Regions from separate parts of the Homo sapiens genome. Here region 2 is linked to region 1. A link is an interaction called in ENCODE POLR2A ChIA-PET data of the cell type or tissue named here. Cell type or tissue: IMR-90. All regions are shown on one strand. Each heading gives the region's core, and the rest is flanking DNA. Links, peaks and the distances in the headings are about the cores only. Region 1 has its middle 81 kb from the start of LINC02541. Region 2 overlaps LINC02541 (long intergenic non-protein coding RNA 2541).

Evidence for each region. Peaks named below come from ENCODE experiments on the same cell type or tissue, not always from the same donor. Only the 100,000 strongest peaks of a DNase experiment are listed, where the experiment ranks them.
Region 2: POLR2A ChIA-PET joins it to region 1 with 11 read pairs; 8 of 35 experiments call an interaction of 5 or more read pairs at or near these places.

The regions. Positions count from the first base shown.
Region 1 is chr6:113,728,457-113,733,696 of GRCh38, reverse strand. No RefSeq gene overlaps it. Among named protein-coding and RNA genes, the nearest start is that of LINC02541, 81 kb to the right of the region's middle. In IMR-90, for the core only: no CTCF peak of the experiment used is centred there; no DNase peak of the experiment used is centred there.
Region 2 is chr6:113,642,802-113,648,301 of GRCh38, reverse strand. All of the region lies in intron 1 of LINC02541 (long intergenic non-protein coding RNA 2541), which reads left to right. Among named protein-coding and RNA genes, the nearest start is that of LINC02541, 4.5 kb to the left of the region's middle. RefSeq lists enhancers at 4,880-4,949, 4,861-5,155, 4,770-5,302 and a silencer at 4,861-5,155. In IMR-90, for the core only: no CTCF peak of the experiment used is centred there; DNase peaks (open chromatin) are centred at 2,491 and 3,331; H3K27ac peaks cover 735 bases.

The DNA of each region.
Region 1 (5,240 bases), core at 241-5,240:
AAAGTCCTTGGTTCACCCTACCTGTTCTGGACATGCTGACTCTTCAAAATAGGGTTTTCTTTTTTTTAAACTCTACGTACTTGGAGAAATCTATGACACATGGCTCGTAGTTTATGTCCCAGCTGTTTTCTCTTAACCTTGACTCTGGGAATTTTTCCCCCAAACTAATTTATATATCAAGGCAGGATGCAGGTCAGTGGGGAGTTGTATTTTGGATGCAAGGATGTTAAGGCACAGAGCATGAAAAGACAACAGGATAATCGTTGCAAATTATATATTAGTAGCTTCATAATTTTCAATTCTTTCTCACTGTCCCATAGTTTTTCTTCTCTCTTTCCTCTTTTGCCTTTATCAAACTTTCACAGATGCTGTTTTGCCCCAACTTTGTAGTTTGGATGTGAGGATATTAAGGCACAGAGCATGAAAACACAACAGGATAATCTTTGCAAATTATATATTAGTAGCTTCATAATTTTCAACTCTTTCTCACTATCCCATACTTTTTCTTCTCTCTTTCCTCTTTTGCCTTTTTCAAACTTTCACAGATGCTGTTTTGCCCCCAACTAAATGACTTATGTTTCTGAAGTAATTCTAAACCTCTATGGGCAAGAGCGGCACTCCTTTTAAAGTCATAGGATCACAGGAACAATTAATTAAAAACAGCAGGCTCTTACCTGATGTCTTCAGGATGACTTTTAATTATGCTAAATGCCCTACTTTTTTCTAATGAGGATGTTCTGTAAACCCTGCACATGGTTTTCCCATCCTGCCTGTGCAGACAAACCCTGTGTCCAGCAGGACTGCTGTTGCTTGCCAGACCAAATCCTTTCTCTGCGACAAAGCCTGCCATTGTGTCTCCCATGCAGCCCCACTGATTTTTCCCAAAGGGCCTTTTAGAACATGTGCGCACTTATTTCCATTCCCTGATGTGCTGAACGCAATAATAGCCAGAGAACCATGGTAACTTGCCTTCACCCCGGACTGGGACTCAGCACTGTCTGGTGTTCCCTGAAAGCCATATCTGACAGCTGGACTCTGTGTATGTGTGTGTGCTAGTGGGGGAGGGCAATCTCTGCTGCTTTTGTTGGAGGGTGAGGGAGGAATAAAGAGCTGAAGAAGTGACATGGTGTCAGTGTCCTCATTGACTCAGCTGTTCAGGAGCCTAATCCTGGCTCACAACTGGATGTCCAAGGGATTGAAGGAGAACTTTCCTCCTGGCTACCTTCCAAGTGTTTCCAAATGCACTTGAGAAAGTTCCATGTGATTTTTTTTTTTCATGTAGCACCTGCTCTAACAATCCAAAAGCAACTTTTTTTCTCCTCTATTATACTTGTACATCTGTTATTTTGCTGACATGGAAGCTAACATAACAATCAGATTCATTACTTGCCCAATAAGTCGATTCCAACTAAGCTTAAAAGACCTCCGTGTATTCTTTGAGCATTTATCCAATGAGAGAACAAATTAAGAAATCCTGTCTTTAAAGGATTTTGGGGGTTAGATCAGTAACATATCATTCATACAAGTTTGTTTCATTTCATGGTGGTATTGAGATGAAAGTAGAATGTCTGAATGATGAATAAGACAGTGAGAGATACCTGGAAATCTTTTTTTTCACTTTTCCTTAAGAAAAAACAAATTTTTGGAAAGAACTTTAAAAATTCCTCAACTTCCTGTCCACAGAACAATTTTAACAGATGAAGACCTTAATGGAATGACAGTTCCTTTTTTAAAAAACTTATTCTTAATAATAAAAAGAAAGAAATAGCTTCTTTTCTAGAGCTATTTTTTTCCCTTAGAATTACAACAACACATACAACTTCACACCCTCAAAAAAGTAAGAAAAATAATTAAAAATAAAATCTACTTGTATGTCCTTCAGTGGCGTGGAGGTGAGTGATGAAAAAAGGCAATTAGAAAACAACCTCCCCTGTTGAAGCACACGCCTTGGTTCAGCCCTAGACAACTTTCTTTGTGTGAGGCTGGGTGGTGCCTCACACTAAAGGGAAACATAAAATAAAGTTTCACTAAACAGAGTATGTTTGGAGAGAAAGAGAGCAAATAAACTAGTTAAAAAAGGTGCTATGGCTGGACACACCAAGCTGGCCGAAGACATGCTGGTGTTGGAGTTGTAGATAGTTATTATTCTCAGTAGGAAAATTTAAATCAACAGGATAAACTTTATGTATGCTCACATACAGCCAGTTTATATAATGTGGACTTTATCTAAATTAGAAATGAATTCTGCTGCTGGGCGAGGTGGCTCACACCTGTAATCCCAGCACTTTGGGAGGCCGAGGCGGGCAGATCACGAGGTCAGGAGATTGAGACCATCCTGGCTAACATGGTGAAACCCCGTCTCTACTAAAAATACAAAAAATTAGCCGGACGTGGTGGCGGGCGCCTGTAGTCCCAGCTGGCCTCTTTTTTTTTTTTTTTTTTTTTTTTTTTTTTGAGATAGGGTCTCTTTCTTTTCCTCAGACTAGAGTGTGACTATACTCAGTGGCATGATCACGGCTCACTGCAGCCTCAATTTTCCAGGCTCAAGCAATCCTCCCACCTCAGCCTCATGAGTAGCTGGGACTACAGGCACAGACAACTATGTCTGTTATTGTTAATCTTAAATTCCATCCAGCAAACATAATTGAGTGCCTGTTACATAAAGAGTTGTGCTACAGGCTGCAGGGAATAAAAGCTGAATAAAACGTAACCCTCCTGAGGTGTTACAGGCTAATTGCAAAAAATGGAGGTAGGAAAGAATAGGAACATTTCTTAAACGTCTAGGACTAGGAAAAATAAAATAAGTCACATAGTTACTATGTATTTTTAAAAAAGATTTGAGGGCTGGGCACAGTGGCTCACACCTATAATCCCAGCACTTTGGGAGGCTGAGGTGGTTGGATCACTTGAGCCCAGAAGTTCAAGACCAGCCTGGACAACATGGTAAAACCCCACCTCTAAAAAAAACTAAAATAAAAAATAAAATAAAAATAGAGAAAATAAAAAAGATGTGGAGCTTCAGCATACAGTAAAGTTACTGTTTGATTAAGGGTTAGGTATAATTTCTTTTTCTATTTTTTATTTTACTTTAAAAATGTATTTAATTTATTTATTTATTATTATTATTTTTGAGACAGAGTCTCACTCTGTTACCCACGCTGGAGTGCAGTGGTGCGATCTCGGCTCACTGCAACCTCCACCTCCCTGGTTCAAGCGATTCTCCTGCCTCAGCCTCCCAAGTAGCTGAGATTACAGGCATGTGCCACCACACCCGGCTAATTTTTTTTGTATTTTTAGTAGAGATGGAGTTTCACCATGTTGGCCAGGTTGGTCTTGAACTCCTGACCTCAGGTGATTCACCCGCTTCAGCCTCTCAAAGTCCTGGGATTACAGGCATGAGCCACCAGGCTTGGCCTATCATTAATTTTTTTTAGAGATGGGGCTTTTCTGTGTTGCCCAGGCTGGTCCCTAACTCCTGGTTGAATTCCAACCCATAAGAAGGAGTATTCCAGGTCTAGTTAACCGGATGAGTTAAGGCTGCAAAGTTCAAGTTGTGTTATTTTTTCCAACTAACCCACAGATATTTACCATATAACTGTAACAGTACAATTATGTATGTGTGTATACATATATATGTGCATGTATGTGCAGGTGATCTGCCTGCCTCAGCTTCCCAAAGTGCTGGGATTACAGGCATGAGCCACCGTGACTGGCCAACAAATATCTATTGAGCACCTCTGATATAAGCCATGTCTAGGCACTGAGGAAACAACAATGAAGAAAGCAAAATCTTCACAATCATGGAGCTAATGTTCTAATAGTAAGAAATGACAAAAAAAAAAAACAACCAAAAAACAAGTGAGTATTTATGTCCTATGCCAATAAAATCTATGGAGAAAACCTAATTAGGTAAAGAGGAGAGGGCATACTTTATATAGGTGGTCAAAGAAGACATGACATTTGAATAGAGACTTGAAGTCAGTAAAGGAACAAGCCAAACAAATATTTGGAGAAAGGACATTGCATGCAACTGGAACAGCAAGTGCAAAAGCCCTGAGGGAGATGTGTGCCTGGGAGTGTAAGAGGCAACGTGGAGACCAGACGGACTGGAGCAGAGTGAGCCAGAGGAGAGCATTAGGAGTCTGAGGTGTGAGAACTTGGGGGATGGGAGTTGGATAGGCCTTCAAAGCCATTGTAAGCACTTCGGCTTTTAGTCTAAGTGCAATGGAAACATTGGTTGATTCTATACAGAAGAGTGACGTGATCTGACTTATATTTATGGAGGTGTGGGAGATGTGGGCCAAAGTGGCAGTGGCAGAGTGAGAAATGGGTATAATCTGGAATAATCTGAAGAAAGAGCTTTACCAATTAATTAGAACTGGAGAGTGAGAGAAAAAGAAGAGTCAAGTACAACTTGAAAATTTTTGCGTTAAGCACCAGGAAGGAGGCCCGAAAGAAAGGGAACAATGTGGAAGCCATAAACCAAAGCTGAACCACAGTCTACAATGTTGACCCCAAAGTTTCCTAGATACTCCGTTGGAAGGGACAGTTCTTTCAAGGAATGATGATGGCCCAACTCTACAGCACATGTCACTTGTGCAACTGCTGCACTATCACCCACGTGAGTGAAACCCACAATTCCTAAAGAACAAAGACTGAAATGGCCTTCATACAAAGCTTTGCTCATAATGAAGGAGGCCAGATGCATTTTGGGTTTTCAGTTATTTCATACACTGTGGGTTAACAGCCCATAAAATTTTATTTACAGAAACCTTATTTTCCAGTGGGGAAAGAGAAAGATAATAAATAAGCAAGTAAATATATGATGTGTCAGGTGTTACATGGCCACTGGAGATCTTTGCCCAGCTAGCCCCATCTACTCTAAAATAAGAAAACATTCCTTTTTCATGACTGAACTAACATCTACACTAGATATCTAGATATAAATATATATAATGAAAGCCACAAGTATAAGCTACATATGCATTAAGAAGGAATAAGAAACAGGTGAAATTAATTTTATTCATATATTTTATTTTACCCAATACACCCAAAATATTTTCATTTCAGCATGTAATTAATATAAAAATTATTAAACGATATTATTAAATGATAATATAAAAATTATTAAACGATATCATACTAAATCTTCAAAGTCCACTTGTATTTAATACTTAAAGTGTGTATTTTATACTTACTCAGACAAATGGTCAGTAGCCAACTATGGCTAATGGCCACCA
Region 2 (5,500 bases), core at 226-5,225, 85 kb after region 1:
CTCTCACAAGGCTTAAATCAAGATATTGGCCAGGGATGGGCCAGGCGCGGTGGCTCATGCCTGTAATCCCAGCACTTTGGGAGGCCAAGGCAGGCGGATCATGAGGTCAGGAGGTTGAGACCAGCCTGGCCAACATGGCTTAAACCCGTCTCTACTAAAAATACAAAAAGTTAGCTGGGTGTGGTGGAGGGCACCTGTAATCCCAGCTACTTGGGAGGCTGAGGCAGGAGAATTGCTTGAACCCAGGAGGCGGAGGTTGCAGTGAGCTGACATCACACCATTGCACTCCAGCCCAGGCAACAGTGTGAGACTCCATCTCAAAAAAAAAAAAAAAAAAAAAAAAAAAAAAAAGTTGGCCAGGGCTACAATCTTATCAGTTATCATTTTCAGGCTTTTTGGTTGTTGGCAGAATTCCGTTTCTGTGGTTGTAGGACTGAAGTCTTTGCTTTCTTGCTGGCTATCAATGAGGGATCATTCACAGCTCCTAGAGGCTTCTTGCCATTTTCTGCTACGTGGCCCTCTCCACAACATGGCAGTTTTCTCCTTCAAAGCCAACAGGAAAGTGACTTTGGCTTTGAATCTCTATTTTGTTTTAACTGCTCACCTGATTAAGTCAGGCTCACCCCAACATAATCTCACTCTTGATTAATTCACAGCCAACTAACTGGACACCTTAATTATATTTTCAAAACCCTTTTTTGCCATATAATAGAATGTAATTATGGGAGTGACATCCCATTGTATTCACATGTCCTGCTCACATTCAAGGAGAGAGTACTGTAGAGGGTGTGTACGTCAGGAAGCAGGAATCTTGGGGAGCATCTCAGAATTCTGCCTACCACAATGTGCTGCTTGGGGCAGAAGTAAGCAAGGTTAGGTAGCATACACACACGGGGGAAATTGTAGCTTTCAGCAAGCACAGTGGCATGGGTAGTACTTCCAGGGGTGCTTTAGTGGAGTTTTCACTTCTGTTTTCTAGTGCCATGTGAGCCAAAAAGTCAGCAGCAACAGCAGAGGTGTTTTTGGTAGGAAAACTGATGTGGTTGGGCATTTTTCCTGGGTTTTCCTTGGTAGCATTCAAGACTAGTTTTTTGGTCTTCAATTACATGGTATAAGCTACTGGTTATAAGTACTCTTCTGCTTAAACTATCTATAGTGAATACGTTTATATGCAATATAAATCCTTTATTGCTACAATAAGATCATCAACTGGACCTCTTTTTATATCTCCATTAAAGTGTGTAATTCTGCATTGTTTTTGTAAATTCATAGAACTTTAGAGCAGGAAGAAAACTTCTGCTTCTAGAAAGAGGTCTTTTGAACTATATTCTATGGAAACTTATAGCTCAAGTTATAATAATAGGCTTTTATTGGGGTGGGGGAGTATTCAATAGTCATGCTAACTTGGGATACATTATACACACTTAGAACTTACAATAATACCCATTAGCATATTAAAGACTCAGAGATCCTACAGAGAAAAAAATAACAAAAAACTAAACTCAACTATCTAGGCTGGGTGCAGTGGCTCACGCCTGTAATTCCAGCACTTTGGGAGGCCAAGGTGGGTGCGTCGCTTGAGGTCATGAGTTCGAGACCAGCCTGGCCAACATGGTGAAACCCCCTGTCTCTACCAAAAATACAAATTTAGCTGAGCATGGTAGCGCATACCTGTAATCCCAGCTACTCAGGAGGCTGAGGCAGGAGAATTGCTTGAACCTTGGAGGCAGAGGTTGCAGTGAGCTGAGATCATGCCATTGCACTCCAGTCTGGGCGACAGAGCAAGACTCTATCTCAAAAAAAAAAAAAAAAAAAAAAAATATATATATATATATATATGTAGGGTGAAGGCTTTAAACCATGCTAACTAGACTTCCTGACTCCTAGGAACATAAAGCTTATTTGTTACTCCCTACATTTGCCTGAGAAGTAAGCTTCAGTGAATACAAACACAGCCTCAGGAGGAAGCACAATATATTAATATAACTAGTTCTGGCAAATCTATCCATGATGTATCCATGAGACCTGTCTTATCTCTTTGAGGAGCTTGCGACCCCATGTATGTTCACCCACACACCACTCAGCAGAAGATAACTGCCCAGAGAGTAGGCCAAGGGGGATGTTCTCATGACTCAGTTACTCACATGAGCGCCCTTCCTAGGTACCAAGGCCAAGGGCCCCCTGACCGCAGGAAAATGAGACTTGTGAAATTAGGCTCCAGGACATTTTGCTTACTGTAGTGCAATTATCTTCCATGTAGACATTCTAGGCTTAGGATTTGATAGAAAATAAATTGCTCTAAAATAAGTCCAAAATTAAAAAGAAAAAAATGTATTAAGGTCACCGCAGAAGGCAATACAAATGGAGTACATAATAGAAACCTGATTCCTGAATCAGAATGCTTGTGAGCACATGTCCCCTGCATTCCATGATGTAAATCACATCACACACATCAGACCAAGAAAGATGAGCTTCCAGGAGGTGCATATTTTCAGCATGAAAACAAGGAGTCATTCGTGTGATAAGCACAGTTTATGGTCAGCTGGCTGGCCTGACACACCTCGGCTTTTACTGTTCCCCAAGGCCACATGGTTGCATCTTGCAGAGGCCAGGGGTGAATGTGAACGTGCCCAAGCAGCTTTAGACCTTGAGGCCCCCCTTTGCTGTTCTTGGAAGGAACTTCAACTGAATAAAGAATCTGGGCTCCACCACATTTTTATTACTGGGAAGAAAATTTCCCCTTCAGGGCAGAGAGGTACAATCACAAGTTAGACTTCTGCTGGTCTCCTCCCTGCTCCGCAGTTTTCTCGTCCTTTCTTTGGGAGACACATTTCTAAAAGGACTGGTACACTGGTCAGAAACGGAAACCAAAACCCCACAAACAGTCCTCATGGCAATGTTTTGTAGCCACTGAGACCCGTAAAAGAAATGAAATCTTGGTCAGGCGTGGTGGCCCACGCCTGTAAACCCAATACTTTGAGAGGCCGAGGTGGGCAGATCACCTGAGGTCAGGAGTTCGAGATCAGCCTGACCAACATGGTGAAACCTCTTTTCTACTAAAAATACAAAAATTAGCCTGACGTGGTGGCCGGCGCCTGATATCCTCAGGAGGCTGAGGAAGGGAGAATTGCTTGAACCAGGGAGGATTGCGCCACAGCATTCCAGCCTGGGCAACAGAGCAAGACTCCATCTCAAAAAAAAAAAAAAAAAAAAAAGAAATGAAATCGTAAACAAATCAGCCACTACATTAGTCATAAAGGGACTTAAACCACAACACACACCTACTACAATTCTATGGGAAAAGTTTCCACATATGTGCAATTCTCTGAGGTTTGTGGTATTTCCCATGGCTCCAACTGAGGAATGACTACAGTCATGCACTATGAAAGTCTCTCAGGCTTTGTGGAGTTGCATTTATTGCTTTTAAATAGTTAGGAAAAGATAATTTAGGAGTTTTGGTAATGGCATAAAGCAGTTTTGTTTTATTCTTACATGCCTCAGTCTGTTGAATAGACCATTCTCTGGCTTTTTTGTTTCAGCTGTTGAGCCTTGACTCAGAGGCTTGCAAAGCTATCAGGCCAGTTGAAGTTGGTTGTAGGGATACTCTTGAGGACTATAAAAAAAAAATCCTGCTTTTTTGAAAACTTGGTAATGTAAGCCTCCAAGAAATGGGACATATTTCAGCTTTTAACTATCCTGTGATATGTTTAGAGAGGAATAAAATAATTGGCAAAATACTTTCCAAGCCCTAAATATTGGCTTGTTATTTATCAAAAAGTAAAATCAGATTATAAATGATATTTTTCTTTATTATTAATCCTCAAAACTTGGCTGAAACTATATTTAGTCTATAATTGAGGAAATGCTATGAATATTTAAAGCACAAAGTTTTAAAACATAGTCAATTTTGCTTTGTTAGATTGTATACAACCAGTAGACACACACTAGATTTGTAGACACATATTTTTCTGTTTAGGTGATATGTCTGATATGTACATCAGGAAAGCCCAGAAAACTCTGAAAGTGTAAGTTGCCCAGTGCCTGTATAATGCTTCTTTTTTCAGTATTACACAAAAATTCACCAGCAAGTGTCTGGTACCTACTCCGCATTCTAGCATGACATGAAGTTCCACTAGTTACAATATTCTTTTTTTTTTTTGAGACGGAGTCTCGCGCTGTTGCCTAGGCTGGAGTGCAGTGGCATGATCTTGGCTCACTGCAAGCTCTGCCTCCCGGGTTCACGCCATTCTCCTGCCTCAGCCTCTCGAGTAGCTGGGACTACTGGTGACTGCCACCATGCCCAGCTAATTTTTTGTATTTTTAGTAGAGACGGGGTTTCACCATGTTAGCCAGGATGGTCTCCATCTCTTGACGTCGTGATCTGCCTGCCTTGGCCTCTGAAAGTGCTGAGATTACAGGCGTGAGCCACTGCGCCGGGCCTTACAATATTCTTTATTGGAAGAAATGTGGGTTTATTTTTCACTGGGAATTATTTGTGCTAAACTTATATTTAAAACGAATTTTATTTTTCAAGAGTAATGTTTCCAGACTTGGGGTAGTATAGGATGAGTACATTTCCACTCCTTCTCTTTCTTTCATCTAATGGCCTAAATTAATTTCAATCTACCAAAACCAAAATGAAGTTACTCCCTTTAAAATCCTGATTCATAATGATCCAAAGAATGAAAGAAAGATGTGGTGGGGGTTCCCAGAAGAATGTCCGGGTATTTTCCGAGTTATTACTGCATACTAGGGTTTTCAGTTCAAATTCTGGGAAGGAAACAAGAGGTGTTGATGGTGTGGATAAGGGTCCTCAATTATTTTTCTTCTTTTGTCAGTCTGTAACTTTAAATGTCTTCCTGGAGCAAAGCAGGAATGGCTGCTTTGGATTTCAAATGAGCACTCAAACAATTTTATCTGGCCCAGAAATGGACATGTTTTTGATAAGTGAATGAGGAGAGCTGATATCTCCATTTCAAAGGAGCTGGCAGAAGGCCAAGAGTCAGCTCTTAGGAACCTGGAGGGAAACACTCATAAAGCTTGCTGATAGCCCTCCATGGTTGCCTTGAGCCTGGACTTTGAACTCTTCACTGCTGTTCTAACAGGTAAAGCCCCAGATGCAAATATTTGGTTTGACTCTTTGTTACTGTAAACACTGCAGCCCTCAGGATGATGTGATCTGTAGAATTTGCAGCTGTTTGCACAGATGTTATCAAAACAATTTCAAATTCTACTTCCTTGTTATTTTTCAAGAATTACTAGCTTAGCTGGTATTTTGGGGAAGAGTTTTGGTAAGGATAGGTGAGCAAGGAGGTTAGGGAAGGAAAAATGACAACAATACATGGGGAGCCCAGGACTCTGTATACACATTCAGAAACAAGGTCAAAGAGAGCGTGGAGCAATCATCCAATGAATCCAAATTCCACATCAGCCCAGGAAAGGTAAATATCAATGAGCTCAAGGGGGAAACATCAAAGCTCACCTCCATCCAACACAGGTT